2 separate regions of the Homo sapiens genome follow, and region 1 is linked to region 2. Evidence: read pairs that join two places in POLR2A ChIA-PET (ENCODE). Cell type or tissue: OCI-LY7. All regions are shown on one strand. Links, peaks and the distances in the headings refer to the core of each region. The heading gives the core; the rest is flanking DNA.

Region 1 (4,382 bases), core at 73-4,072, 170 kb after region 2:
AGCCAGGCATGGTGGCACAAGCCAATAATCCCAGCTACTTGGGAGGCTGAGGCAGGAGAATTGCTTGAACCCGGGATGCTGAGGTTGCAGTGTGCTGAGATCACACCGCTGCACTCCAGCCTGGGTGACAGAGCGAGACCCTGACTCAAAAGAAAAAAAAAATTAGCCAGGCATGGTGGCATGTTCCTGTGGTCCCAGCTGCTGGGGTGGCTGAGGTGGGAAGATTACCTGAGCCCAGGAGGTCAAGGGTACAGAAAGCTGTGATCGCACCACTGCACTCCAGTCCGGGTGACAGAATAAGACCCCGTCTCTAAAAAAAGAAAAGGAAAGGAAAAAAGAAATTGTTTGACAAGTGTGTAAGCTGTAAGTGAGCCCCTCACAGTGGTGACTTCTCTAATGACAAGCTGGTGGGACTGGCTGCACAGCAGGGCTCTTGCTTGCTGGGTGAGGAACACAGACCAGATTGGGGAGGGGAGAGGGACCAAGGCTGGCCCCCGCAGTTCTTCTCTGCCCACCTCACAAAGCCCTTGGCATCTCTTTTAAACCTATTTTGAACAAATATTTAAAAGATGTCCCCATGAAGCAGTGACAAATGATTAGCCTGCCCTGCTTGCCCACTTGTCTCCTGCCAACTGTGACCACCAGGGAGGATGGAGAAAATGCTCCAGGCTTCTGAATCCCACCCAACTGCTGCTGTCCAGGGACAGCCAGGATGGGAGCAGAAGCAGAGGAGAGAGGGCAGCTGCCTGGCGCCTGGGGAGGGGAGCATCCCCACCTGCATCCCCACCTCTGAGTTCTCTGGTCGTCCCGCCTGGGCAGCTTGGGCCAGGATGACGCCAGGCTCCAGCTCCAGCCGCTGGATCTTGATAGGGAAGGACAGAGCCTGAGAGAAAATCGTGCAAGCAGGCGAGTTTACTGGAGACAGAGACAGGGGACCCAGAGGCCAGAGCCTCTGAAACCAGGGCATGGGTAGAAGATGTGGATGCTATTTGGCAGACATTTGCATGGCATTTTATGTTAAAACTGAGCCACTGCATTGGTGCCAGCATTCAGCTAGAGCCCAGGGAACTAACTCTGCTGACAGCATCAGAAAAGTGCATAGAAATTCCCCCAGCCCCTGCCCTTCTCCCCTGGTGGTTCTTCTGGCTCCAATTGGCCCCAGGCCAACACTGTGATTTTTTGGCCCCAGATCTTGCCTCCACCGCTCACTCTTTGCCTCCCTCCATCCTAGGGGCAGGGGTGAGGACAGACTTGTGGTGGTGACTCAGAGTGTTGTCCTCTGAGGTTAGCACAGCCCAGAGAAATGCCCGGGCAGGCTGTGTTCCTCCCACTCCTCACTCAGAAGCTCAGTTTGAGAAGCAGCCCTTGGCCAGGCTTGGGACCTGTGCCCAAGACTGAGGAGAGACAGCTGTCATGCCCCAACCTCAGCCTGGAGGCACCAAGTTCCCTTGCCTGCGGGACCAGCACGGAGTCCTTAGCCCAGTCCTGGGGATGTTGTTTCCTGGAGTTGCAGCTAATTTCCCTAATTTCCTCCCAGACCAGCTTCCCCTTTCCCTGAAGCCTGGGAGGGGCTGGGACCCACAGAGCAGCCAGGTGTGGCCCCAGGGATAAGAGTGGGGCCTGGCAGAACAGGGAGGGGTCAGGACCTGGGAACAGTCTGGACAGGCGTAAGGTGGGAACCACATCGGGACCAGTGAGGAAGAGCCTGGGGTTTAGACTCGCACTTCCTTTTCCTCTCGGCTGAGCCCCGGGACCAGAATGGTTCCAGTTACCAGGGCCTCCCGGGAATGCAAGCTGAGTGATAGGGCAGTTATCAGGCCTGTTCAGCTCAGACACCCCTGAATGATCAGCGAGACTCAGGGGCCCACACCCACATGAACAGGTATATCCAACCAAAATGCACCTGAGTGTGTCAGTTACTACCAGGTGCCACTATCTGAGTGGCCAGGCAGTGGTACCTGGCAAGTTTACCTGGTACAATACCTGAATATATCAAGCTGCCTCCAAATCAGACCATTATGCCAAATGTCCTGGCAAGAAAGACATACTCCAGGGGGCCAGCTCCTCCAGGGGCCAGCCTAGCTCTGCAGGTTGGTATCTGGCAGTACCTGGTGTAGCCAGGGAAACAAAGGGATTTGTCAGCTGGAATCTGTACTTCCCCAGGCCTACTATTTGCTCCAGGAGCTCTCCCGTGGGTCCCCCGGGGCACTGATATTTCTCAGCATGTCTTCCCTAGGATCCCAGCCATTCATGATCCCACAACTGACTTTGCTCTTAGTCAAACAGCTGGTGACTGAACCTGATCCAATATTTACTCCTGGAAAGAGGGCAAAGGGGCAGGTGTCACTCCAGGCAGCCTGGAACTGCAGTTGGCTGGGTCTGGGGGAAGGGAGGGGAGGGTTTGCTATTTTCTCTGGTGCCAGAGGCTTTCTCAGACCTTAGGTATTCCCCACCTAACCATCTGCCTCCTCTTCCTGACATGGGCTGGGGAGGGGACTGGAAGGGAGCTTTGTCCCCAGGGAACTGTCCCTGAGAGGGGTGAAGCCAAGTAGATGAGGAACCTCAGCCGGGAGGTGAGAAACCCAGACCACCAGCTTGAGAGGACAAGGAGCCTCCCCAGCGGGGGGCTTGCAGGGAAAGGAGGCTGTCCTGCAGGAAGGGGCAGCCTGCAGGATGCCTGCAGGTTTCCCTGAAAGGGGATGGGGAAGAGGAAAGACTGGGGACTGGAGTGAGACCCTCAGTGAGGAATGGAAGCAGGTGGTCCATGAGTACCAGGGCTGGGGCTGCCGCCTCAGAAAGGAGTCAGGCCACGGCCACTCCAGAAATCTGGTGAATCCAGAAAGTTGGTGATTTCCCCACCCTTGGCATTGTAATGGAATTCTCCCTGGTGTGATTAGCAATGAATCTTGGAACTCAAAGTGTGATTTCAGGGAGAGGCAGCCAGGAGCTCTCCCTTACCAGTGCGGCCTCGGGGAGAAGCCCTAGGGACAGTGAATTTGGGGTGCTTCAAAAGCAGCAGGCCCAGGTGGGGTGGGGCTTGCTGAGGAGAGAGGGTGGGGGCAGGGAGGGGGCAGTGGTGTGCTGTCCTGAGGAGAACGGGCTTTGCTATGCACCTACTGTGTGTCAGGCACCTTATATACCAGACTACAGTGAATCTTCAGGACAACACGAAGTCACTGTTGTTAGCCAGTTTTACAGATGAGCAAACTGAGGCTCACAGAGGTTATGTGACTTTCCTAGTCACTCAGTGTGAGGCAGAGCATCCAGGTATGAGTCCCAAGCATGTGTGCCTTTTGTAACAGCTCCAGACCCAGGGAGATTCCAGACCCAGGGAGGGATGCCAGCAGCCTAGCACGGGGCAAGTCAAACTCGGGAGGGTGTCTCTGCCACACCTCAGTGTGCCCATCCTCTGGTGCATGCCTGCTTCCTGGCAGCCCCCAAAGACTCTGAATCAGAGGCAGCGCCGCTCAAGAGAGGACATAGGCTCTGAACTCGGAAGACTCTGGATTCCGATGCTACTCATGAGCAGATGTGACCTTGGGCAAGCCATCCACAAAGAGAACCTCGTCACGCCTTCATCTAAGGTTGTTTCATAATTAAATGAGATAATGCATATAAAACATCTGGCACGGACCACATGTGGTGGCTCACGCCTGTAATCCCAGCAATTTGGGAAGCTGAATGGGGAGGATCACTTGAGCCCAGGAATTCAGGACCAGTCTGGGCAACATGGTGAGACTCTGTCCCTACAAAAAATTTAAAAATTAGCCAGGCATGATGACACGTGTCTGTAGTCCCAGCTACATGGGAGGCTGAGGTGGGAGGATCACTTGAACCGCGGAGGTCAAGTCTGCAGTGAGCCGTGATTGTGCCACTGAACTCCAGCCTGGGTGACGGAGTGAGATTCTGTCTCAAAAAATAAATTCATTAATTAATTTAATTAAATAAAAAACTTGGCACATAGTAGGTGCTTAAGAAATGATAGTTCTCTGCAGGGCTGGCTTCCATGGGCACGCATCATGCAGTCTATCAGGTCCTGTTCTCAGAAGGGCCCCACACTCAGAGGGCCTCCTGCTTGTTTTAATGCTTTATTGTTCTCTTGTTTAAATTCTTAATACTTTTTCAACAAGGAGCCTTGCATTTTCATTTTGCATCAGATCCTGCAAATTATCTAGCCCATCTGGGTTATTGGTGTGGGTTTAGTTCCTTGAATCCAGAAAGGACTACCTGTGACCCACACTATGAAACAAGCCACCATTTCATCATTTCGTGATTTTGTCTGCCCAGGAAATGCTTCTCTGCTTATCCTCCGTGCATCTAGCTGTTGCTTATAAGAAATCAGAGTGAGCCAGACAGAACCACAACTCTCCTTCGGCCCCCAG
Region 2 (4,382 bases), core at 213-4,212:
TGAAGCCTGCACCCTTCCTAGTCAAATCCTTTCCCCACCTGGCCCAACCCCAAGTTACCAGGTAAAGAATCTCTGGGTGGGGATGGGGGGCGTTGGAGAAAGGCACCCCAGGAACTGGGAGGCTACTAATGAGCTATCTGGGCTGTAGGAGGATGGTGGGGGGCACTCTTCTCTTTACCTCTTTCTTTTTGTCTTTTTCCCATGTGGGCTAAGAAGGATCCTGCTAATTCCTGGGGGGCCTGGGAACTTGATTAAGGGAGGGGCAAGGCAGGTGGGGTGATTAATGGTTGCTGGACAGCTGTGGTTTATTTTTATTTTTTTATTTTTTAGAGACCAGGTCTCACTCTGTTGCCCAGGCTGGAGAACACTGGCACGATCATAGCTCACTTGCAGCCTCGAACTCCTGGACTCAGGAGATCCTCCCACCTCAGCCTCCTGAGTAGCTGGGATTATAGGTGCATGCCACCATGCCCAGCTAATTTTTATTTATTTATTTTTTATCTTATGTATTTATTTTTATTTGAGATGGAGTTTCGCACTGTCATGGGGCTGGAGTGCAGTGGCACAATCTCGGCTCACTGCAACCTCCGCCTCCCAGGTTCAAGCAATTCTCCTCCTTCAGCCTCCCGAGTAGCTGGGATTGTAGGCGCACGCCACCATGCCCAGCTAATTTTTGTATTTTTAGTAGAGATGGGGTTTCACCACGTTGGCCGGGCTGGTCTCGAACCTCCTGACCTCAGGTAATTTGCCTGCTTTGGCCTCCCAAAGTGCTGGGATTACAGGCATGAGCCACTGTACCTGGCCTATTTTATTTTTATTTTTGTAGAAACAGGGTCTTTCTATGTTGCCCAGGCTGTTCTTAAGCTCCTGCCCTCAAGCCATCATCCCACTCCAGCCTCCCAAAGTGCTGAGATTACAGATGTGAGCCACTGTGCCTGGCCTGCAATTTATTTTAAACAATAGGGAGCAGCCAGGACTTAGAGAATGGGTGCAGGTTATAGGCGAGGCTGGGTCTAACAAAGTCTCTGTTTGCTCAGGGAGGACCTGGTCTCCTGAAAACCCAGAGCAGGTTAGCATTCAGGGCCCTCCCAGAACAAGGGTGGGGAGTGGAATGGGCTGGAAGCCTTTGGCCGCAGAACCCCTCCCTTTAGGCTGGATAGCACTGCCTCTTGGTCTCTGTGCTGTCTCCTGCTTTCCTTCTTGGGGGTACTGTGGAAATGCAGCAATGAGATGCTCAAGTTGAACCTATGACAGCTCAGCTAAGACTGAGGTCTGGCCTTCCACCTTCCTTTTGGAGACAGTATGGGTCAGTATTTTACACCCCTTCTCATGCCACCTCCGTAGGAGGCCGTGTGCCCCATCCCAAAGGGTGAGTCTGAGCAGGATTTAGGGGAGGAGGCTGCTGGTTGCCCAGCCTTATCTCAATTCCCTTCCTTCATGATCTGCCAGCTGCAAAGCCCCTGAAGGTGGTGGTGGAGTGAACAGACCTTACCCAGGACTGATAGCCATCTGATGTTTTTTTAGGCAGTGTCTCCCTCTGTCACCCAGACTGGAGGCAGTGGTCCAATCACTGCGCGCTGCACCCTTGACCTCCCAGGCTCAAGCAATCCTCCCATCTCAGCCTCTTAAGTAGCTGGGACCACAGGTGCATACTACCACGCCTGGATAATTTTTAAATTTTTTGTAGAGAGGGGGTCTCGCTGTGTTGCCCAGGCTGGTCTCAAACTCCCAGGCTGAAGTGATCCTCCTGCCTTGGCCTCTTGAAGTTCTGGGATTATAGGCATGAGCCACCACACTCAGTCCTGGCTGATTTCTCTGTGGCACAGCTCAGAGCACCCACAACACGCTTTGTAATATGCAAGGCCCCATGGGGTTTAGTATTGTGTGAAAAGATAAGATAAGTTGAAATGCCTTTTATAATGAGGTGCTGAGATTGGCAGAGGGCATGAGTAGGGGCTGGGGGTGGTGGAGGCACCTGCCACCATGCCTGGCTAATTTTTGTATTTTTAGCAGAGATGGGGTTTCACCATGTTGGCCAGGCTGGTCTTGAACTCCTGACCTCAAGTGATCCGCCTGCCTTGGCCTCCCAAAGTCCTGGGATTACAAGCATGAGCCACCGCACCCAGCTTTTCATAGTCACTTCTAAGCAGAGGCTTAGATACTGCAATGGCTGTATTGTCGGGAAGCAAGACTTGGAGACCGCTTGCTTGGCGGGGGAGGTACAGGATGGTTCTTTCTGCACAGGAGGCAGGGCTAGCAGGAAGGGGTGTGGGACTTCTCTGCTGAAAATTGAAAAGAGCACCGAAAAATTCCTTTCTCTGCCATTTAAGAGCACAGAAAGGCTGCCCTGGAAGTGGCTGGGCATCCTGTCAGCTTGGGGGAGTCACTGGTATCATTACAGGTATTGCCAGGTGGTGTGGTTTCATGCCCCTGTGAGCTAGAACCTGGGGACGGCTCCACTCTCCCATGACAGTTGGACGGCCATGTGAGGGATTGTTTCTTCCCCTTGAACGTTGAACTCAGGGAGAAACTCAAGGGAGAGATTTTCAGGCCTAGGCTCACCCCAGGGAGCCTTCTGTAAGTTAAAACCCAACCCAACAAAACAGCCTCTCCTCCCTTTCCCCTTCATCCTGGTCTTTGGGGTTAGGGGTTGTGGTGCAGTGTGGCTCATGGCCAAGCAATGCAGAATAGGAAGTGTTACTCTTAACAAAGGGGAATTGAACACCCCAGGTTTGGGGAGTAGAAAGACAAAAGCAAACAAACCAGGCCTGGCAGAGGGTCTCCAGGGGCACCTTGATAGCTGGGCAACTAAAAATTCAGTTGGTTTGATTGCTCCCTCCCGCTCCCCAATACTAACAGGGAAGGGAAATTGTAGATTTTTCAAAACAGAGAATAACCAACATCTGTTTGGCTCTGGAGTGTGCTGAGGTTTAAAAAATCATATTTACCTTATTAATTATGTCAGCCGTAGGCTAATATTAACATGCATTTCCTGACTGGGCAGAAGGGGGTGGCACCTCGGTGACAGGGCCAGTCGCCAGCCTGTGAATGATCAGGATCCAGACAATTTAGAGCAAATCGTGGAGACCTGGCTCCCAGGACTTAACACCCCGTGTGCTTGTGATTGCCCCGCCCTTCTAGGATCTGAGTGATGAGACGTGTCCCCACTGAGGTGCCCCACAGCAGCAGGTGTTGAGCATGGGCTGAGAAGCTGGACCGGCACCAAAGGGCTGGCAGAAATGGGCGCCTGGCTGATTCCTAGGCAGTTGGCGGCAGCAAGGAGGAGAGGCCGCAGCTTCTGGAGCAGAGCCGAGACGAAGCAGTTCTGGAGTGCCTGAACGGCCCCCTGAGCCCTACCCGCCTGGCCCACTATGGTCCAGAGGCTGTGGGTGAGCCGCCTGCTGCGGCACCGGAAAGCCCAGCTCTTGCTGGTCAACCTGCTAACCTTTGGCCTGGAGGTGTGTTTGGCCGCAGGCATCACCTATGTGCCGCCTCTGCTGCTGGAAGTGGGGGTAGAGGAGAAGTTCATGACCATGGTGCTGGGTGAGTCACTACATCCTCCTTCCTTCCTGTTCCAGATACATGCCACCTGGCATGTGGGACAGGAGTACCTCTGCCCTGGGAGCTGCTTGGAGGGAGAGGTGGTCTGCTGGGAAGGCATTGCTGGGCAGGAGGGTGACCCTGGGCTGAGGGGGCACACCAAGAGAAAGAAGAGAATACCAAGGACATACCCCAGTCACCTCTGGATCCCTGGTCCTGCACAGAGCCTGGCTCATAGGAGACACTGGAGAAATGCTCCTAACCTTTGGCTAGCCCTTTTATAATTTATAGCGATTATCTCATTTAATGCTTACAACCACCATTTGAGGTGATCCATTTTACAGAGAAGGAAGCAGAGGCTTTTAAGAGGTTAGGTAAGTCTTAGCCAAAGCCAAATAGCAGCTGAACAGTAGAGCTGGGACTCCATCAAGGTCTCCCAGCCGGAGCTTGCTCCTACCCCTAGGACAAGGGGTGGACTCCTGACTCTGCAGATAAATTCTACAAAAGCCACAGAAGGCAAGTAGTAACCATTGTGTGACAACCCCTCACCCCCAGGAAGAGGGGCCCCTGTGAGGATTGCAGGCTCTGGAGTCACACTGCTTGTTGAAACGCTGCCTCTTACCCTCCCTAGGTCTGCGCCTTTGAATAAGTATCACTTCTTAGTTGCTCCATGCCTCAGTTTGTCCATCTGAAAATGGGGGCATCTGTAATGCCTGTGTTATGAGGAGTAAATTACAGCATCCCTGTGAAGACGTAGCACAGTGTCGAGTACGGAATGTTATTTCCATCCTTCTCACGGAGCTTGGTTCCCCTTCCCCTTGCCCTTTACTTGTCCCAGCCAT

Evidence for each region. Peaks named below come from ENCODE experiments on the same cell type or tissue, not always from the same donor. Only the 100,000 strongest peaks of a DNase experiment are listed, where the experiment ranks them.
Region 1: POLR2A ChIA-PET joins it to region 2 with 6 read pairs; 4 of 35 experiments call an interaction of 5 or more read pairs at or near these places.

The regions. Positions count from the first base shown.
Region 1 is chr1:205,490,334-205,494,715 of GRCh38, reverse strand. No RefSeq gene overlaps it. Among named protein-coding and RNA genes, the nearest start is that of CDK18, 12 kb to the left of the region's middle. RefSeq lists an enhancer at 3,232-3,883. In OCI-LY7, for the core only: a CTCF peak has its summit at 344; no DNase peak of the experiment used is centred there.
Region 2 is chr1:205,663,646-205,668,027 of GRCh38, reverse strand. SLC45A3 (solute carrier family 45 member 3) reads left to right here. Exons shown (of 5, transcript NM_033102.3): 2 at 3,142-3,543. The coding sequence starts at 3,372. Among named protein-coding and RNA genes, the nearest start is that of SLC45A3, 15 kb to the left of the region's middle. RefSeq lists an enhancer at 2,824-4,023. In OCI-LY7, for the core only: no CTCF peak of the experiment used is centred there; DNase peaks (open chromatin) are centred at 1,555, 1,864, 2,427, 3,537 and 1 weaker place; H3K4me3 peaks cover 2,631 bases; H3K27ac peaks cover 3,590 bases.